2 separate regions of the Homo sapiens genome follow, and region 1 is linked to region 2. A link is a loop called in an ENCODE intact Hi-C map of the cell type or tissue named here. Cell type or tissue: K562. All regions are shown on one strand. Links, peaks and the distances in the headings refer to the core of each region. The heading gives the core; the rest is flanking DNA.

Region 1 (10,966 bases), core at 3,524-7,523, 110 kb before region 2:
CATATTTTATCTGCAGTTCTTTAGCCTTTTGGCCGTTCATCTGTTTGTCGTGCTCCTCTACCAGTGTGCTTGTCTGCAAATCAGTACTACTAAAAACATGCTATCCCGGTCAACTGGGTTCTTAATGCTGCGTTTTGTTTTGCTTTGTTCTTATAATTACTCCTGTATATGCCTGGACAAATTGTCTCCTATTTCTCATAGCCATGATTTTGAATTTGATCAGTTCCCTTAAATTCTCTAACCCAGAGGTAGCTAAGTATAGTCCCTTCTTCTGGTAGCAACCTCCCTGGAGGAAATTTCCCCTCCCCTACAACATACAATTGTGCTGCTGCTCCAGCAGTCCCATGGCCGTCTTCTCTCTGTGCATCTATCTTCGCATGACATTCTCCTTGTCTGTCTGTCTCTCCTTTTTTTTTTTTTTAACATATATTTTTTAAGACAAAGTCTGTCTCCCAGGCCAGAATGCAGTGGTGCAATCACGCCTCATTGCAGCCTCAACCTCCCAGGCTCAAGTGATCCTCCCACCTCAACCTCCAGAGTAGCTGGGACCATGGGTACATACCACCATGCTCAGATAATTTTTGTATTTTTTGTAGTGACAAGATTTCACCATGTTTCCCAGGCTGGTCTTGAACTTCTGGGCTCAAGCAATCCACCCACCTTGGCCTCCCAAAATGCTGGGATTACAGATATGAGCCACCATGCCTGGCCTTTTCCTCTTCTTATAAGGACATGAGTCTTACTGAATTAAGAGCCCAAACTGATTATACCTTCAAAGAATATGACCTTTCCAAATAAGGTCATATTCACAGGTAGCAGAGGCTAAGACTTCACCAGTTCTTTTTGAGAGACTCAATTCAACCCATAGCAGGCATTTAGAATAAATCTGTTTAATGTTTAACATGTAGTACATAACACTTAATGTGGCACATTAAAATAATGAAGTGGCTGGGCATGGTGGCTCACGCCTGTAATCCCAGTACTTTGGGAGGCCGAGGTGGGGACCTCTCTGAGGTCGGGAGTTTGAGACCAGCCTGACCAACATGGAGAAACCCCATCTCTACTAAAAATACAAAAAAGAAAAAAAAAAAGAAAAAAAAAAGCCTGGTGTGGTGGTGCATGCCTATAATCCCAGCTACTCGGGAGGCTGAGGCAGGAGAATCGCTTGAACCTGGGAGGCGGAGGTTGCAGTGAGCCAAGATCACGCCATTGCACTCCAGCCTGGGCAACAAGAGCAAAACTTCATCTTAAAAAAAAATTTTTTTTAATGAAATAAAATAATGAAGTTAATGAACAAAGTACAGAAACATACTTATAATATCTGACACAGAACTAATTTGTGCTACTTGTAGCCAAATAGAGGTTACTTATGCATACGTATATACAAATACATACAGATATATCCACACATATGTAGAGTATATTTTAAGGACTGCACAGACTAAGAAATAGATGTGTTCCTTCAAATATTAGTCATACTTTTGATTCATCTCTCTTACATTTTCTAAAACACAAATAGAATTAATACTAATTAATAACTATTCATGCCAGTAAATGCATGGCATTATATTTGGAGTGCTAAACAAGAAACTATTAGCATTTACAAGCTTTGACCCTTGAAAACACTTAAACTGCACATAAGAACACTCTCTATACCAGATATGGAAACATCTATAATATTCAGAATAAGATACAGACGAGCAGCGCTTAGGAAGTATAACTTATTGTGATTAAAATGTGAGTGTAATATTATCCTTTGAAGATGGTATTTCTTCATATAGTATAACACATATGCTGTACAATTTTTCATAGTTTCTACCATGAAGATGAGTCTGAAGCACAACTTATTCAGATCTTTACAAAGAGAGGAGACATCAAGCTTAATAAAAATCCAAACGTCCCAATAGATGAATTAAACTTACTTCCAGCTAAGAAAAAAATCTTAAGATTAAAGAAAAACTTTAAGCAAGGGTATTAAAACAGAACTCTTGTTTTTATAGAGAGCTGCCTTCCATTTTCTTACCTACCCAAAGTGTGAACACAACAAACAGAATTAGTGGGCATGCGTTATAGAAGTTAGGCTGTACAATTCTTCTAGGGATATTCATAGTTATTTTCCACTTTGATTTATTCAGATTCAATTCTCTATCTCATTCCTGTCAGTAGAGTAGCCTCTGAGTATACAATATAAAATATTAATCAAGAAAAAAAAGCAAACCAAACTTCCAGCTACTTCTGGTCAAATAATTCATTTCCTCTAACTGACCAGAATAAGAGTTCTCTGTGACTATTAAGAGACACTCCAAATTACTCTGATCTAATTATTTCTCAATGGCTTTTAAGCATGTTCATCAAATCTGTGAAATGGGGATGTAGTGAAAACAGAATGGCCTCATGCAACACAATATTTCATGTATCTTCCCGTGCCTTCTTGAACAGTGTGGAAATTATGGTGACACCTCTAACACCTCATTTTCAACTGCATGAAGGCAAAAAGCAACTCTACAAAGCTTTCTCAAGCTTCAATTAACCTATTTCTGAGTATCAGCTTTATGTCTCTCCCTTGCCTAATAACTAACAATGGAATGAGCTCTTCCAAGTACACAGTATTTTGCTAAGCATTTTATATCATTATTGTTTCATTTATTATTTATAGCAATCCTGTAAGATAAATAAAATCATTGTCCTCATCTTATAAATGAGGAAACCATGGTACAGAGAGTTTGTGCAACAACCAGTATCACACCGCTCCTGACAATGGAGGCAGGAGTGGAACCTTGTGGTGCAGCTCCTGAACCATTCTAGTGCTGCTCAACCACCTTCCAGACCACTTTGCTCTGCAGCACTGCAACACCTCTGGGGCCTGGTTCCAGATAAGCTCTATAACCTTGTCTCCACTCTTTCCAAGACAAAGCCTCTACTTTAACAACTCGACCAGGCTTCTCACTATCCCTTGAACACAGTGTGAATGCCAACCTCTAGCTTCTGCTTACACTGAGCCCTACTAACTGGAATGCTCTCCCTCCTCCTCCTCTTCCTCTTCTTCACTATTCAGTTGCAATTCTACATCTTCCTAAACTGTTCATTCTTCCAGCCTTTCTACCTCATAGGAATCTCTCTTCCTATGAAGATAGAAGAACTGCTGGAGACCCATGAACCTGATACCTAAGTTGGTTTTGGGTCAGTACTGACGTTTCACATTTATGCAGATCAGGTCCGATAGTAAATGACCTGAAGGCAGGGACAAGTATGGCCCCTGCAAAGGTCTGGGAACCTGGCAGGAGTTCAACAAATGCTGGATAAATTTACAATAACCTCTATAGCAATACAGTAAGAGTAACACAGCACACTGTCATGGAGAAACACTCTAAGAAATCATTTCAAGACTTTCAGACATTAAAGGCACCACCTAACTTTCCAGAATATTCTTTAACTTAACAACTAATCCCCCCAGCTAATCACATCAACAAAGTATGCATTTCTGTGTCTGGATATAGCCAAGTCAGTATTGTATACATGTGCATAAACAGCCAGGGACTGACATTCAAGCAATGTTCAAACATAGCATTGGAAATCTAATGAGGAATTTAAGTTTGCTGTAATCAAAATAATGCTTGCAAAAAGCTGATAAGATGGGAAATAAAAATAAAATGCACTCCATTACCATTCCTTTTTGCTTTGGACCACTTATTTAACAAATGCCTCCTGGTACCTAATGCATGGTAAACACTGCTTTAGGCACTGTAAAGGATGCTACTATAGTCCTTCTGGGTTTTTGTGTGAAGCAGCTCACCTGTCTGATAATTCTTCGTGTCTGAAAAAATGAGATATTCTTCTACATTTAAATGAGAGAATAGGTGAAACTTGCTCTCCTACTTACTACTATCTCCAGAATACATACACATTTTTGAGATGTTACAGTGATTTGAGTTAGAACTGGAAACATTTCTGATTTTCAGTGATTATTTTTAAATGTAGCTCACAGGACAGAGAAAGGGAGAGACCAAACAACAGAAAGCAGGTGTGGTCTTAATTGGTACCAGGTGTCTAGCACTAGAGGCACTGAAACAGCCTTTCTGCTTTCCACCAGGTGTTGGCACCCAGCCATGACAAAGCCCTTGAATACTGTGCTAGTGGCCTCCACAGACCACAGGTTCTGCTGGCCCTGTGCTTCTATAGCAACCACTGAACCTCTGTGGGCCAATGATCTCTTACCAAGCTAAGCCAGTTATCCAGTTTGACATTAGAGATCTTCAGGTGGCATCCTCTAACAAAGATGACTTAAAAGGTACCACCTTGTGTATCTTACTAGATTTGCAGGTTAGCATTTAGAAGTAATGAGTAATGTTTTCACAGTGTGGCTACGTTAAACACCCTTCTATAACATATACATAATTGAGAGATGGGGAATAAAATTCATACTAACTCCACATCGTTCAATGAACACAAGTGTGTGCTGTGACCAGGAAGCACAAGAGCTGTAGCACTCTCTGGCAGAAAAAGGATCTCAAGCAGCAGGTGGACTGTTTGCTATAAGGGGAAGGGCATCCAAATCTCCCAGCAGACAGGTGGGGGCCCATCCCTCTAGGAAGAAGGAAGCGTTAAGGGAGAGCAGTGGGGCATATGAAGTTGCAAATCATTTATATGTTAGAAATTGCCCAAGCTTTATAGATTGTCTAATGCTATGATCTGCTATCCATCTAAATGCCAGAAGTGGCAAAAGACACAAATGGTAGAGATTAAAAGGAACAAATAAACAACAAACAAAAACACCCATTTGGGAATCTCAATTTCCACATGTCAATCTCATTGAGTTGACACGTGCATATTGGTTCCACATTCATTCATTCATTCCCTAATGCCCATTGATAGCTACTAAACTGGGAGACTCTACTCCTATCAGCAGATATCCTCCAATTCCTTTCTTCGTTTTTCTTTTTTTTTTTTTTTTTTTCTTTTTTTTTCTTCGAGACGGAGTCTCGCTCTGTTGCCCAGGTCGGACTGCGGACTGCAGTGGCGCAATCTCGGCTCACTGCAAGCTCCGCTTCCCGGGTTCACGCCATTCTCCTGCCTCAGCCTCCCGAGTAGCTGGGACTACAGGCGCCCGCCACCGCGCCCGGCTAATTTTTTGTATTTTTAGTAGAGACGGGGTTTCACCTTGTTAGCCAGGATGGTCTCGATCTCCTGACCTCATGATCCACCCGCCTCGGCCTCCCAAAGTGCTGGGATTACAGGCGTGAGCCACCGCGCCCGGCCTCCTTTTTCTTTTTAATCTAATTTTTTTTGTAAAGACAAAGCCTCACTATGCTGTCCAGGCTGGTTTCAAACTCCTGGTCTCAAATGATCCTCCTACCTTAGCCTCCCAAAAGTTCTGGGATTACAGGTGTGTGCCACTGTGCCCAGCCCCATCCTCTGACTTCTGACAGATGTCTAAAGAGGAAGTCCCTCACTTGTAAAGTTCTCTTCTTCTACAAGGAAGATTCCATCAATTAACATAATTAATAGACTAAGGGAAAATATTAGTCAGGTAACAGATGAGTAAATGAAATTATGTCAGAAAAAAGGATTAATGATAAAATGTAAACACATTAAACAAAGTTACTAAGCAACACAAAATACTATGTATATTTGGAATTCTGAATAAATGAATTGAATGTAACAGTAACAAACTACAAATGGCCAGAGTGCCAACAACAATCTGCCTATAAATTACTTCTAAAGGGAAAAAAAGTATTTGACCAAAAGCCACTGAAACCTACCAATGGCAGAAAGCTCACACTCCTGTAGAGCAAGAAAAATGAGAATTTTCTTTTTGATTAGGAGAGTTTAAACTGCCTAACTTCCCTTGGTACCAATAAAGTTTGGTTTGACTAACAGAAAACCAGTAGAGACACATCCAACACTGAAGGTGTCACTATTTCCCATGGTCCCAGAAACCAGGAACTGAAGCCAGCTCCCTGAAAGTTCAGGATTTCAAGAGAAATGCAAAATAAGCATGAGTGTGAGGCCAGCATTCCTCATTATCATGATTTCTGGGACTCAAGCAGGTGGGGTACACATCCTCTCTCCCCTATGCCTACCAGAGTTCATATATTTTCCAAGAGATCATTCTCTTCCATGATAATGAGGTGAATTTTTCATACTAATACAGGGAGAGCAATGTGTTTTGGCTCTTTCCAATGAGCCCATAGATGCCTACAGCTTTGTTACTTCAGCCAGGGTCCACAGATCAGCCAGCATCAGCAGGGATCTTGTTAGGAATGCAGAATCTGGGCCCTCAGGTGATTCATACACAATTAAAATTGAAGTGGCACTGTGAATGGACTAAAAATGTCTCTTACTCCCGGATTAGGTATTTCTCTCCCCAGATGCCAAGGATCAGTGCAGTTAGGCCAACTCTAGGACAATCTGAGCATCAAAATGAGCAAGAGGAATGGATCATACACACTGAATTTAAAGAAAATAATCCATGAGTCCATATTTACAACAAGCAAGCAAATAAACAAATGGGAGGAAAAGAAGAATCCTTCTTTTCAAGAGAATGTCAACTTATGTAAGGAATGAAAGAATTATAAAATCACTATTTTATAACCATGTTATTAATTGATTCAGGCAAGAATCTCCAGGGATCCTAAAACTATTAAGAAAAAATTGCTGGGTAGAGGATATTTACATAGTTGTACAGTGTCTCTCGACAGAGATAGTCTAATTTCATGTAATTAAAATTGATACTATAAATTTATGAATTACAAAGGGGAAAAGGTACCCCTACAATGGAGCAATCCATTGGATGCTACCTAAACAGTGATTGCATCTAACAGCACTAATAATGGGATAATCTGACATTATGTACCTGCTGAGATGATGCTCTTAGGAGGATACATTATCACCTATGTAATGTTTCTGCCCAAAATGTCTATCCTGACTATAATCATTTGGAAACATAAAATAAGTCCACATTGAGGGCCATTTTACAAAACAAATGGCCTACACTTTTTGAAAATATTAATGTCATGAAAGACAAAGAAAAATTGAGAAAGATTAAAGAAATTTGATAACTAAATACAGTGTGTGATTTTAGACTGTTTACTGAATTGGGACTTCATTATTGTTACGGTTATAAAGGATATCATTGGGACAGGTCTGCACATTAGATACTATTATAACAATGCCATATTTCCTGAATATAGTAACTGTATGTCCTTTCTTAGGTGATACAACCTGAAGTATTTAGAGGTAAAGGGTCATGTCTGCAACTATTCTTAAATGGTTCATTGAAAATTGTAGTAACATGTATATACAGAGATAAAGCAAATGGGGCAAAATGTTAAACAGTGAATCTAAGTGAGAGATATACGGATGTTCATTGAAAGATTTTGGCAACTTTTCTGTAGATTTTGAATTTCTCAAGAAGCTGAAAGTAGAAAAAATGTGTAAGATCAAAAGTAATGCAATGACAAATGGCTCATCTCACAACTCTCTAGTAGAAGAATACTACCACCAGCTGCACATCCCTCACCAAAGTGGTCTTAAACTTAAATAAAAGTAAATGATAGGCTGAAAAAATTCCTCTTTAAAAGGTTTTTAGGAAAAGGGTCTTTCTATGCTAAAAGCCCCTTCTTAGAAAATGCACCTCCTAATTCCTTCTACAGTGGGCGAGGCTATGTTCTCAGCACAGGAAATATAGCACTGAACCAGACAAAGCCCCTGTTCTCACGGACCTTGCATCCTAGAAGGAAATAGGCAATAAACAAATAAATAAGGTCATGTAGTGATCAGTGCTGTAAAGAAAAATAAAACCAAGAGGGACTCTGGGGCAGTGCTATTTAAAATAGGGAGGTGAGAGAAGGATTTAGTTAGGTGACATTTAGCACAGATCTGAATGAGGTAAGGGACTAAACTGTGCAGGTAACTGGGGGAAGAGCGTACCAGGCAGAGAATACACAATGTAAGGCAAAGGCATGGAGGCAGGATCATGCTTAGGTGCAGATAGCAACAGAGAAAGCACAGGAAAGGAAGTCAGAGACCATGCAGTCCCCCACAGGCTGTTACTGAGACTTCACCCTTTACTCTAAGCTGACTGCTGCCTCCTACCATTTCTACCTACCCAGTGTTCTTGCTCCAGACTGGCAACTATGCAGTTGCATAATGAAGGGACCACTGTGGGGAAATGCAGCCAAGTGTACTCTCCTAAGTGCACTGAGGCTCCATGCAGGCTTTCCCTATCTGCTAGTTTCATCCCAGGTGATATCTTCCTCATACTCTGCCTAATTCCTTTCTCCCTCCCACTCTCTTTTAATCCTCATTCAAAGGCATCAGAAATTGTCTCTTTGGTTTTTGAGATTAAAAAAAAAGTGGCTTATCATGGCTGACATGTTGAAGAGTCTTATTTATAACATCTAGTGCTTGTTTTCACAGAAGTCACCATCCTTTCCAAATGTTACATCTGTACCTACCTTTCCATTCTCCTTTAATCAAACCTGCTTTTTCTCCGAGTTCTGCTGTTCAGCTCCTTGACGGCAGGAGCTACCCTGTTCATTCTTTCATTCCTAGTGGCAAGCACAGACTTTGGCACATAGTAGTTCTCCGATAAATATTTGTGGCACTATTTTATAAATAAAAGATTAAAAAGCCAATTTATTGTTAGGCTGTTGCCAAAATTTGCCCAAATGTTGGTATACCATGTCTTTTAGTTTTTTTGTTTGTTTTTTGACAGAGTCGCGGTCCGTCACCCAGGTCGGAGTGCAGTGGTGTGATCTCAGCTCACTGAAACCTGTGCCTCCCGGGTTCAAGCAATTCTCCCACCTCAGCCTCCCGTGTTCAAGCAATTCTCCCACCTCAGCCTCCCAAGTAGCTGGGATTACAAGCATCCACCACCGTGCCTGGCTACTTTTTGTATTTTTAGCAGAGATAGGGTTTTGCCATGTTGGCCAGGCTGGTCTCAAACTCCTGACCAACAAATGACCACAAGTGATCCACCTGCCTCGGCCTCCCAAAGTGCTGGAATTACAGGGGTGAGCCACCACGCCCAGCCTCAGTTTTATTAACTGTAAATATACTGTCAATGATTCTGATGTGGTCCGATGCAGGGCAAGGAATCTGGCATAAAGTAGAAACTCTCTAGGTGTTTGATGGATAGAGGAATAGTTCAATGGACAAACACAGATTAGATAGGACTTGTGTGGCCTGGCCTGAGAAACTCATCATTTATAATGTTTACAACATTGTTTCTTCAGGAAAAATGTACTTTGAGCTTGGCTCAGTTTATGAATGAACGCTGGAATATACCCTTGTCACTTAAAATACTAATATCTAGGTCTATGGGTGTGTTTTTATTCACAGATTATCTGTGAAGGATTTAGAGTGCCACGTCTGACCTGGGGAAGGGTGGAAGATAATTTGCTCCATGTTAGCTGGGCCGTGTGTGTGTGTGTGTGTGTCCAGTCATTTAGAAACCCAGAAAAAAGAAAAATCGTTCCATAATAGCCTTTCAAAATATTTGGGAACAATTGCGCTCAAGGCTGGATGACAGGGAAAATCAAAGAAATGAAGATTTTGCCCAACTTAGTGACTCTAGTGAGAGAGATAAATATATTTTATGCATTTAAAATAACTGTATTTACATATCTAATCTCACTGGACCATAAGAATTAGCAACCTAAACTGTGTTACATATAACTTAGTTTACTCATAAAATTTTAAAAAATTGTTTATGTAGATAAAAATTACAAATTTGCTAGATAGTTTACAGATATATTTCAATTTAAATATAGCTATGTATTCCAAATTTTAAGAAACATTATTTCTGGTATTTTATGAGAAAGAAGTTAAAACTTGAACATCAAGGAAATCTTTCACCATTGTGCCCAGATAAAGGCATTTATTACATTTCTTGATCTTGGTGACCTACACAGAATCAAAACAATACCCAAAGTACTCATTTTCACAAAAGACAGTGAGGCAGTGAAAGGAGGAAGAAATCTGAAGAAGAGAGAGAAAAAGGGCAGGACGTGGCAATAATGAGTTGGCAGTGGGGAACTTTTGTTATGTACAACTATTTTTATCCTCAGAGCTCTCCTTCTTTGCATTTTCTGGGTTCTCATGTTTATCATCTTCCAAGACTTGAGAACCAAACATTTGTCTGGAAAGGAATGGCTCTACCATTTCATATCCACTTATTCTGTGTTTTAGTAACTTCCAAACAGGCTGTTTGTGAAAATGTGCCTGGAACACAATAGTAAATAAAATAGACCTGGCCTGGTCATCATAGAGTCTGCATTCTAGAAGAATTAAATTAATATCTATGAAGTAAATATTAGTTAAAAGTATATAAGACAGTTACTTGAGTGCAATCATCTAACAAAAGGAGGAAAGACTAATGTAAGGGTTTTTTTTTAAATGAAAACCTTAATTCAGATTAAGGTTTAATTAAAACCTAATCCAATAAGTTCAATTTATTATCCAATGCTGGAATCCCATCTAAGACATCCCTAACAGCCCTCTTCCCTATTGCAAAGCTTGTCAGAATATTTTATGAGGAGTAAAGAGTAGACATAAACTTATGCAAATTAAACATTATATTCATAATTCTAAAAGTTTAATCTTTATAAAAGCAAATCACTATTCAAAAACATGTTCTCTAAATGTTATCACTACCTTATCTGTAGTTCTGGTTACAGATATTAGAACATTTTTATGATTTTGTGGTGTCATGCTTCACAAACTCAACAATAAACATCAAATAGTTGTACAATCACTTATGAAAACTGCATAAAAGTGTTAAATTAGCTTACACTGACATAACGCTCATTTCAGAAATGTGGGCCTGACTGAAATCATTAGGTTCACAAAAATTAAACAGCCTAAAACAATCAGGTTTAAAACTTTTAAATATATACACTTGTTTTTGTTGTTGACAAATTTCCTATATTAAAAGAATAAAGGATCTATAAAATTTATTTCAATT
Region 2 (10,966 bases), core at 4,222-8,221:
GGGCTGAGGAAGGAGAATCACTTGAACCTGGGTGGCAGAGGTTGCAGTGAGCCAAGCTGGCGCCACTGCACTCCAGCCTGGGCATCAGAGTGAGACTCTGTCTCAAAAAATAAAAAATAAAAAATAAAAATAAATGTAAAAAATCACATTATCAGTATTGTTACCCCTTTTTCCTGCTCACCCCAAGTCAAATTCTATTTCACTGATAGATAAGCAAGTTGGAAAGAGCTAGATTTTGATGTCAGAGAGACCTGAGTGGATCTGCTGCTTTTCAGCTACATGACCTTGGGTGGGTTATTTAACCTCTTAAGCCTGGGTTTCCTTATCTATATGATGAAAGTAATGAAATCAACCTAATGTAAGGATTAGAGGAAATGATGCATGTACAGCTGCCAGTACATAATAGGCTGACCTTCGGTCAGAAACATAATTTTAAAAAATTGATTCTTCTTGCTCCTGACCCACCCATAGTAACTTGTTTGGTAAACAATGCATTAAATTATTATATAAAAAGTTAAGGAAGTATAATATAGAGAAACTTGCATTTCTGTAAAATTATTGAAGTATACCAAGCCATAATAATCAATCCCTTAGAAAAGCAGATTATAAAACTGTATATGCTTGTTATGAAAACACATGCATACACACACACACGTTCGCTTTAATGGAAAAAGCTTTGGGATTATGCAATAAGAGGTTATCAACGGTTCCCTGTATGGTTGGTGAGATTTCATCTTTTTGCACAAATGGATTTTCTAATTTTCTTCAATGAATATGCATTACTTATGAAATTAAAAATCCATTTCTAAAACCATTTTGTAGCACTTAAATGGCATTGTTAATTTAAAATATACCTTTATCCCAGTTCCATCTTTTGCATCAGGACATTGGCAGCCTGGTGCCCTGGAAGGCTTCCTATTTGCACAGTGGCACAGGAACAGCAGGTGCTGAGGCCTGTGTCTTAAGGTCCAGAGTCTGAAAGATAAAGGAGAGAGGACCTAGTGAAGAATCAATGAAGAGTGCCTCTTTATTCTGCAAATGGGGGAAATTGCATTGCTAGATTAAGCACTGACTGGATGTTCAAGATGCAAAACACAGGAACTGTTCCTGAAGAGCATCAGGCAGGAAAAGGAAATGCTAACCTGGGGAATGGTCTTCCAGGCAGGAAATCTATCTGGAAGAAATATAAAGTGTACAAGGGCATCCAGTCAGCATCTGTCACTCCTAGATTTTCTCCCATATCTCTCTTAATTACTCTGTCCCAATAGGACTGCCCCATTCCATGCACCTCCATGCCATTTCACACTTCTAGATCTCCACTTATACTTCTGCAAATACACACATGCACACACAGGCACACATGTGAGTCCATATAAACACATACTTGTATTTTCCTGTTGTTCAGATCCTGTTCATAGAAAAAGGGCAAAAAATGAGATACCATCTCACACCAGTTAGAATGGCAATCATTAAAAAGTCAGGAAACAACAGGTGCTGGAGAGGATGTGGAGAAATAGGAACACTTTTACACTGTTGGTGGGACTGTAAACTAGTTCAACCATTGTGGAAGTCAGTGTGGCGATTCCTCAGGGATCTAGAACTAGAAATACCATTTGACCCAGCCATCCCATTACTGGGTATATACCCAAAGGACTATAAATCATGCCGCTATAAAGACACATGCACACATATGTTTATTGCGGCTCTATTCACAATAGCAAAGACTTGGAACCAACCCAAATGTCCAACAACGATAGACTGGATTAAGAAAATGTGGCACATATACACCATGGAATACTATGCAGCCATAAAAAATGATGAGTTTATGTCCTTTGTAGGGACATGGATGAAATTGGAAATCATCATTCTCAGTAAACTATCGCAAGAAAAAAAACCCAAACACCGCATATTCTCACTCATAGGTGGGAATTGAACAATGAGAACACATGGACACAGGAAGGGGAACATCACACTCTGGGGACTGTTGTGGGGTGGGGGGAGGGGGAAGGGATAGCATTAGGAGATATACCTTATGCTAAATGACGAGTTAATGGGTGCAGCACACCAGCATGGCACATGTATACATAGGTAACTAACCTACACATTGTGCACATGTACCCTAAAACTTAAAGTATAATAATAATAAAATAAAAATAAAAAAAAAAGAAAAAGGGCAAACCTTCCAAGATCCAAGGACCTCCTACAGGCTAGGTTGGATTAGGTGGGGGATCTTCCTTGGGAAAGCTAAGGGCAGCATGGAAAGAGGGAGATTCCTAAATATGGTTGATCAGAAAATCAAAGGTCCGAGTCAGGGAAGGGATACCCCAGTAGCCCAGCCTAGGGAATGAGCCAAGGCCAAAACAGAAACTATAGATCCCAGGCCAGAAGCTAAGAAAATTGGGAAACTGACCAGAAAGAAACAAAGTGGGTGTGCAGATCAGTAAAGGACAAGTGCTTGAAGTCAGGCAAACCTGGACTTATCCGTGCTTCACCACTCCCTAGTGTGATCTTGGGAAAGTCTCCTCACCTCCCTAAGCCTTGGCTCCTCATCTGAAAAATGAGCTTGATTATACAACCTTACAGTGTTGTTGGGAAGATTCAATCAGGGGCAGACATGCATGTTAGTGTAGGCCTGGCTTAATAACAGGCTCAGCTGTGTGGCTCTAGCCTGACCATCTAGCTTCAATGCAATGGAGACTGCAATGGGAGTGGGGAACCCCAAGGGCATATCAAGTGGTGATGGGCCATGGCATTGCTACCCTGGGTGCCCTTTATGTAGAGAATTTAAAAGTAGTAATAAAATGAAATAAAAACTGTTGCTGTACAGGCAAGCTGAGAGCCAAATCATGAATGAACTCCCATTCCCAATTGCCACAAAAAGAATAAAATACCTAAAAATACAGCTAACAATGGAAGTGAAGGACCTCTTCAAGGAGAACTACAAACCACTGCTCAGAGAAATCAGAGATGACACAAACAAATGGAAAAACAGTCCATGCTCATGGATGGGAGAATCAATATCATGAAAATGGCCATACTGCCCAAAGCATTTTATAGATTCAATGCTATTCCCATTAAACCACCATTGACATTCTTCACAGAATCAGAAAAAAAAACATTTTAAAACTCACATGAAACCAAAAAAGAGCCTGAATAGCCAAGGCAATCCTAAGCAAAAAGAACAAAGCTGGAGGCATCATGCTACCCAACTTCAAACTACACTACAAAACTACAGTAACCCAAACAGCATGGTACTGGTACAAGGACACACACATAGACCAATGGAACAGAATAGAGAACCAGAAACAAGATTGCACACCTACAATCATCTGATCTTTGACAAACCTGACAAAAACAAGCAATGGAGAAAGGATTCCCTGTTTAATAAATGGTGCTGGGAGAACTGGCTAGCCATACACAGAAAATTGAAACTGGACCCCTTCCTTACACCATATACAAAAATCAACTCAAGATGGATTAAAGACTTAAATGCAAAACCCAAAACTATAAAAATCCTAGAAGAAATCTAGGCAGTACCATTCAGGACATAGACACAGGCAAGGAATTCATAACAAAGATGCCAAAAGCAATTGAAACAAAAGCAAAAATTGACAAATGGGGATCTAATTAAACTAAAGAGCTTCTGCACACCAAAAGAAACTATCATTGGAATGAACAGACAACCTACAGAAGGTCTAATATCCAACATCTACAAGGAACTTAAATTTACAAGAAAAACCCAAACAACACTACTAAAAAAAAAAAAAGTGGGCAAAGGACGTAACAGATACTTCTCAAAAGAAGACATACATGCGGCCAACAAACATATGAAAAAAACCTCAATATCATTGATCATTAGAGAAATGCAAATCAAAACCACAATGAGATACCATCTCACACCAGTCAGAAAGGCTATTACTAAAAAGTCAAAAAACAACAGATGGCTGGTGAGGTTCTGGTGAAAAAGCAACACTTTTACACAATTGGGAGTGTAAATTAGTTCAACTATTGTGGAAGATAGTGTGGCGATTCCTCAAAGACCTAGAGGAAGAAATACCATTTGACCCAGCAATACCATTACTGGGTATATACCCAAAAGAATATAAATCATTTCATTATAAAGACATACGCACATGTATTCACAATAGCAAAGACATGGAATCAACCTAAGTGCCCATCAATAATAGACTGGATAAAGAAAATGTGGTACATATACACCATGGACTACTATGCAGCTGTAAAAAGGAACAAGACAGTGTCAGTTGCAGGGACATGGTTGGAGCTGGAAGCCATTATCGTTCGCAAACTAACGCAGGAACGGAAAACCAAACACTACATGTTCTCACCTATAAGTGGGAGCTGAACAATGAGAACACATGGACAAATGGGAGGAACAACACACTCTGGACACTGGGGCCTGTCAAAGGGTTGGTGAGGAGAGCGAGCACCAGGAAGAATAGCTAATGAATGCTGGGCCTAATACCTAGATAATCTGTGCAGCAAACCACCATAGCACACATTTACCTATGTAACATACCTGCACATCCTGCACATTTACCCCTGAACTTAAAATAAAAATTGGAAATCAAAAAGAAGAAGAAGAAGGAGAAGGGAGAAGAAGAAAAGTGTTGTTGCAACCAGCAATTCTAAACAATGTCAGTGCTAACACTCCTCCCTGCTAGGGAGCTGCTCCACTCCCACACCCCCTCTCACTCCTACCCCAGCCTATAGAATACTCTGGCCTGAAGAATCAGCAAAGGAAACAGCCACCACCAGATTCTCATCTCTTTCCCAAATGGGCTGCTGCTCCTCTGAGTGGAGGGAGGACACTACACCTTCTCCCTCCCTGCACAGGGCCAGCACTGCAGAGGTGCCCCCTGACTTCAGAGTTTTCAGGGTCTCAGTTCCTCTTCCCTCTTGGCCAAGTTCATCTATTCTGCCTGCAGCACCTCGTCATTCTTCCACACTGGGCGGGCAGGCCTTGGTCCACACTCACAGGTACCACATGGGAGACCATTTCTGGGAAACTGGGGGCTCTAAATTTCTCCAGAGAAGAAGCCTCAGACAAAATCCTGGGGGAAGGGCAGGGAGAACTTCAGCAGAAAGGCTCTGATCTCAAAGATGTTATTATTTTGTTTCAGGTGCCCCTCTCTCTTCCTCTCCTCTGTTAACACACCCACACACCTGGTCTACCATGCCTCACTATTAAAGATACCAAGAATTAGAGTCGGCTTGTGAATTATTCTTCCTTCTCATTCGAAAGCATTGGGAGGGAAACAAATAGTGCCGGCCCTGTGCAGGGAGGGAGAAGGTGTAGTTTCCTCTCTCCACTCAGAGGAGCGGCAGCCCATTTGGGAAAGAGATGAGAATCTGGTGGTGGCCGTTTCCTCTGCTAATTCTTCAGGCCAGAGTATGCTATAGGCTGGGGTAGGAGTGAGAGGGGGTGTGGGAGTGGAGCAGCTCCCTAGCAGGGAGGAGTGTTAGCACAAAGAATAATTCACAAGCCGACTTTAATTCTTGGTATCTTTAATAGTGAGGCATGGTCTAGACTGGGTGTGTGGGTGTGTCAACAGAGGAGAGGAAGAGAGAGGGGCACCTGAAACAAAATAGTAACATCTCCTTTGAGATCAGAGCCTTTCTGCTGAAGTTCTCCCTGCCTTTCCCCCAGGATTTTGTCTGAGGCTTCTTCTCTGGAGAAATTTGGAGCCCCCAGTTTCCTAGAAATGGTCTCCCATGTGGTACCTGCGAGTGTGGACCAAGGGCTGCCCGCCCAGTGTGGAAGAATGACGAGGTGCTACAGGCAGAACAGATGAACTTGGCCAAGAGGGAAGAGGAACTGAGACCCTGAAAACATTGAAGTCAGGGGTCACAAGCTCAGACACGTAAACTAAATAAAGCTGGCTGGTGTCAGAGGGAAAATACTATAGAATCTTTCCTATTTGTTTAGAAATTCTGGCTCTTTCAATGTAGCATTGCATTTTCCCACTTACGGTGGGAATATGGGTCCAGATAAATATTTCTATGCGCGTGTTAGGAAAACAAAACTCTTGGCTTCTGTACTGTGGATCCAAATCCCCAGGGTGGGGAGGCGCTGTGTAGCTCAGAGCAGGCTTGTCCCGAGCGAAGTGTGGGTGGCTGCTGCTGGGCTCTGATCCCTGCAGGAATGGGGGTGAACTGAAGCCAGCACTCCTGATTTGATGAGGGAACCTAGCAGTCTGGACTGTCATGGGAACTCTTCTAATATTTGAATGTTGGTTCAATTAAAAACAAGAGCACAGCATTGGAGACCAAAGAAAATACACCAGATGTGGCCCTTAGGCCACTCTTTTTTGAAGTCTGCATCAAACAAAGTTTCTCCTTTGTTCCCCAAGGGAGGTAAGATAACAATTTCCTGTGTAGGCTGAGCCGTCCTAGAGTGCAGTGGTGCGGACACCTCTCCCTCACCAGGGCTGGTCATACCCCACAGCTGCTCTTGTGAGATAATAAACGCATACAGTCCCCTGGGCAGTTCCTAAGGAGAAGTCCAAGGCTGCAAATGGTTCTGCCATTTCATGCATCCCTTCCACTTCTCCCTAGTTGAAAATTCTTCTTGTCCTGAAGGTACTCATGGCCAAAGGCAGCTCCAGCATTTCTATTTAGAAAGGATTTAGGGCTGACAATCTGGTTGCATGGAAGGTGGAACTTGAAGCTGCCTTTACACAGTGCTTTATAATACTGATTGAGAAAAGGCTGTAAATTGTCCTTATCACACTATGAAGAGAAAGCTGCCTGAGGCCCTCATAATATCTCCATCTCCCCGGTGGAAACATTCTTAGCATGCGATCAGAGACACAGCTGTTCCCACAAGGGCATCAATAAATGAGCAGGCTTTATTGTGGTATCTTTTTCTCAAGAATAGTTGTATCCTTGCAATTCTTTTAAGCCAAATGAATTCATCTTTATTAGTGAAATGCTGCTCAGGGCACTCTGTTTAAATCCTTTTAGGATTAAATACAAAGACCGGAGATCACTCACCAAGCCAGTTGGATCCAGCCTCTGCTTGCCTTGCCGCTCCGACCTCACACAGCTCATCCTTCCCTTTCATTGAGTGGTTTTTAGTTTCTTGAAGGTGTGACACTTTCTCCTTTTAGTGTCCCTTGATTTAGCTGGCTCCTGCCATCGTTCAGGCCACTTGAGATGTCACTTGCTCTAGATTGTCCTCCCTGCCCCTCCACCCTCTGCCTTGGGGCTAGATGCCCTTCCTCCATGCCCTTTCAATCATACCCTCTGATTGTGTTACTGATTGTGATCCTACTGCTCTGATTGTGATCCTACTGCACTGTTCAGCCTGCTGCAAGACAGGTTGCTCCAAGAAGCAGAAACAGAGTCATAGTCAGGAGCAGAAAAGATTGAGGAGAGATTCTGAAAAGAAAAGAGGAGCGCATCCATGTTCTAGGGCTGCCACAACAGATCACTATCACCTTGGTGGCTGAAAACAATAAAATTGATTATCTTGAAGTTCTAGAGGCATTCAGGTTCAGATGTCCATTATCAAGGTATCAGTAGGGCTGCATTTCCTCCAAAGGCTGGGGGTGGGGTGGAGAATCTCTTCCTTTCACTTCTGGCCGCTCCAGGCACTCTTTAGCTTGTGGCTGCATCACTCCAGTCTCTGCTTAGGTGGTCGCATGGCTTTTTCCTCTTCTCTGTGTCTTTTTCCTCTGTGTGTTTATCTTATTAGAATACACGTGATTACATTTAGGGCTCACCTGGGTAATCCAGGATGGTTTCCTCATCTCAAAATCCTCAACTTAATCACATCTGTAAAGAATACCCTTTTCTGAAATAAGGTTATATTCACAGGTTCCAGAAATTAGGATGCAGACATATCTTTTTAGGGGGAGCATTGTTCAGTCTGGTGGAGGGAGGCAACTAGAAACAGCTGCCAGACCATGCGGCAGATCGCTGCCGACCAACAGGGATCTCTGGAGTAGACTACACACTAGAGCTTTGGATGGAATTGGCCAGGCCTTGCTCTGCCTTTGGCTAGGGGCTACCGTGAAAACAGAATCAACTCTGAAGAAGCTAAAAGCTACCAGCCAATGACAGTCCTTAAAACCCAGCTTTTTTTTTTTGAAGGGGGATCTGAGCAGCACATCTCTGCCACATTTCTGCCACAGTCCATCCCTTAAACTGTGCAAGGGGCAGTTTTCCAAGGCTCTGGTGGGCCCTTCTTCCTAAGGGAAAACCTATAAGAAGGAGGGACAAACTGCAGCCCCTCATTGCTGCAGTTGGTCTTGGGGCTACAACCATGCTCACTGTCCCCTCTTTCACCAACCATTCTAAATTCTCTTTGCCCTCAGCTACTACCTTTTCTGGTCTGGGTAGCCTACCCAGTGGTGAGCCCCAGACTCTGAGCCCCTGGTAACTATACCTATTTTAGACCAGCATTGCTGCTTTTGTCCATTCATAGTCACAACTGGTCGAGGGAGTACTAAGAGGTCCCCTGGTCCATCAGGAATATCGGTTCTACACATATTGCCCATTCTAGTTGAATGTGAACTGTTTCTGATGGCCTTTTCTATTGGGGATTGAAAAGCATGCATTTGCCAAATTGGTGGTTGGGTACCATAAACCCAAGGCCATATTTATCTGCTCCCACAATGGCACTATGTTGGACACAGCAGATATGATCAAGGTCATTGCTTGGTTGTACTTGTGGTAGTCTTCAGTCATTTTCTAGGATCCATTCAGTTTCTGAAAGGACCAGACTAGGGAATTCAATGGAGATATGACAGGGACCACCATCCCTGCATCCTTGCCTCTTTAATCTCTACTATTCCCCCAGGGTGTAATACTGTTTTTGATTTACTTATCGTAGCCAGCAATTTCTGAGCCCTACACTTGGCCTTCTCCATTATGACAACTCTTGTCTAAAAGCCAAGGACCTAGTGAGGGAGTTACATCAACTGCCAAGTATAATAATACCAATAATACATTTTTGGACAGGAAAAATGACCCCTGTATGGGCCCATGGACCAGTGGACTCACTATAAACCATTCTTTGGCCAGGAATCTATTTATTGCCTAACATCCATGTCCTCCGCTTCTCACAGGAGCCCATGATCATGCTTCAGGTCTTTACGTATCAATGATGATTCAGACCCTGCCTCCAACAGCTGTTGGAAGGTTTGGCTATTTTTCTTTTCTCAGTGTAAAGTCAATCAAGTCAATGGCAATAGGTTCCTTTGGAGAAGGACACTGGGAATCATCACAGTGTGCACTTGCCAAGGTATTGTAGGGTTCTTCCCCTTGCAGACCTAGTCACCTGGTCACCTAGTCTCCTTGCAGACCTAGCCAACAGGTTTTGAATCTGAAAATCAGCTCAGGCCTGGAAATTTGGCAAAGTTATTATTACTTTTTATTGAGGCAATTGCCCTCAGCCTCCTGCTAACCCATTCTTCCTCTCTTCTGATTACATATATAACATGTATGTAATATATGTCAAACATATGACAAACAGCACTCTTGCTGGCTGTCTAGTTTGTCCCTAAGAATGCTAAGTTCTATTCACCGTCTCCATCTATAGGTTAGGCCCTCTTGACTGCCACTCTGTTCTTATTGTTTTTTATGATAATTACAATCTCCTGGCTTCTGGCAGTTAAGTACCACCACCTGGTGTCAAATTGCTTTGGGAGCACCCAAGAGCCCCACTGTCATCAGAAAGCCAAGTTCTGTGACAGACTCTTCTATTGTCAGCCCTGGCCCCACATTCCTGATGGCCTTGGTAAATGGTGTGTCCTCTGATTGGCTTTCTGGCCTCTCCTAATACACCCATTCCTGCAATCCTACCTCCCCGAGCCTTTTAACCACTTCCCCTATGTCTTCCATGGCAAGCAGGCATTTCAATCTCTCAGTGGGGGCCACCACTTTCTCTAGGCTTCTAGGAGGTACCCTAGCAGCAAGTTCGCAGAAGCAAGTTTGCATCATTTCCTGGGGTGTTAAATCCTGTATCTCAACAAAGTGACCCCAAGTAAAAAAAAACAAAAACAAAAAGCAACTCTCCTTTATCCAGACTTATGTTGCAGCCATCTTGATCAAGCACCCTGATCCCTGATGGCTCACTCTGATGCCATCTTGCAGCTCATTTGTGCCATGGTCACTTTACTCCTTATCAGGCCCAGCATATTCCTGGTTCAGATGTGTTGTGATGTGTGCTGATGTCCAGGAGTGGAGGAGGGAGCCACCTGTTGCCTTTTAGGGGAAAGCCCCTTGTATCATCTTTTTACACAAGGAATGTGCTAGCTCTTAATTGAGAAGGGTGAGCCACCCCTACAGGTTCAGAAGGTTCAGAGGAATCTAGGAATGTTTCAGTCCCATGTGTTAGAGTCCCAGCTGTTGCCAACTGGGGCCCTGACTTTGGTCTAACAGCCCTGCTTTTGTTGAGCATTCAAATGTCTTTGAAATTCAGTAGCTCTATTAAATCCTGTGTTTCATCTTCAGCTTTTGCTGCTCACTCACAGTCATAGATTCTTTGTAGAAACTCTTTGCACACTTAGTTTCAGTGGTTTCTTAAGTATTCTCAGCTTTTCTTTATCCTCCAGTAGGGCATCAATGTAACTTAGTAATAATCAGCAAATTCTATTATTTTCGTACATAGAGATTCCCCTACATTCTAATGCTTGAAACAATGCATTCCTCTTTTCCTACATGCCATCCTGGTCTACCATTGGTGAACCTTTTAAATAACTGGACCTCCATCTCATGCCATGGGCTGTCTGTACACTACCTACCACCAGGCATGATGTCCTTAAAACCAGCGAAGTGGTGAGTGATCTAGTTCCCAAGTCTTTATCTTACCACATCATTTCTCAAACCTTTCTTGGTACCAACTGTTGCAAGTTGGGTGCAGTGCAGTTCTCAGCTCACTGCAACCTCTGCCCCAAGCTCAAGTAATCCTCCGTAATCCTCCTGCCTCAGCCTCCCAAGT

What was found. Peaks named below come from ENCODE experiments on the same cell type or tissue, not always from the same donor. Only the 100,000 strongest peaks of a DNase experiment are listed, where the experiment ranks them.
Region 1: it touches region 2 in a loop (3-fold over the local background); 1 of 110 quality-filtered maps calls a loop at or near these places.

What each region holds. Positions count from the first base shown.
Region 1 is chr10:91,203,765-91,214,730 of GRCh38, reverse strand. It overlaps a transcript of PCGF5 not described here. Among named protein-coding and RNA genes, the nearest start is that of PCGF5, 11 kb to the left of the region's middle. In K562, for the core only: a CTCF peak has its summit at 5,907; no DNase peak of the experiment used is centred there.
Region 2 is chr10:91,099,401-91,110,366 of GRCh38, reverse strand. It overlaps LOC105378429 (a long non-coding RNA gene), which reads right to left and starts at 7,227. Exons shown (of 3, transcript XR_946203.3): 1 at 7,015-7,227; 2 at 855-975. RefSeq lists an enhancer at 6,525-6,574. In K562, for the core only: a CTCF peak has its summit at 6,088; DNase peaks (open chromatin) are centred at 6,146, 6,446 and 6,786; H3K4me3 peaks cover 470 bases.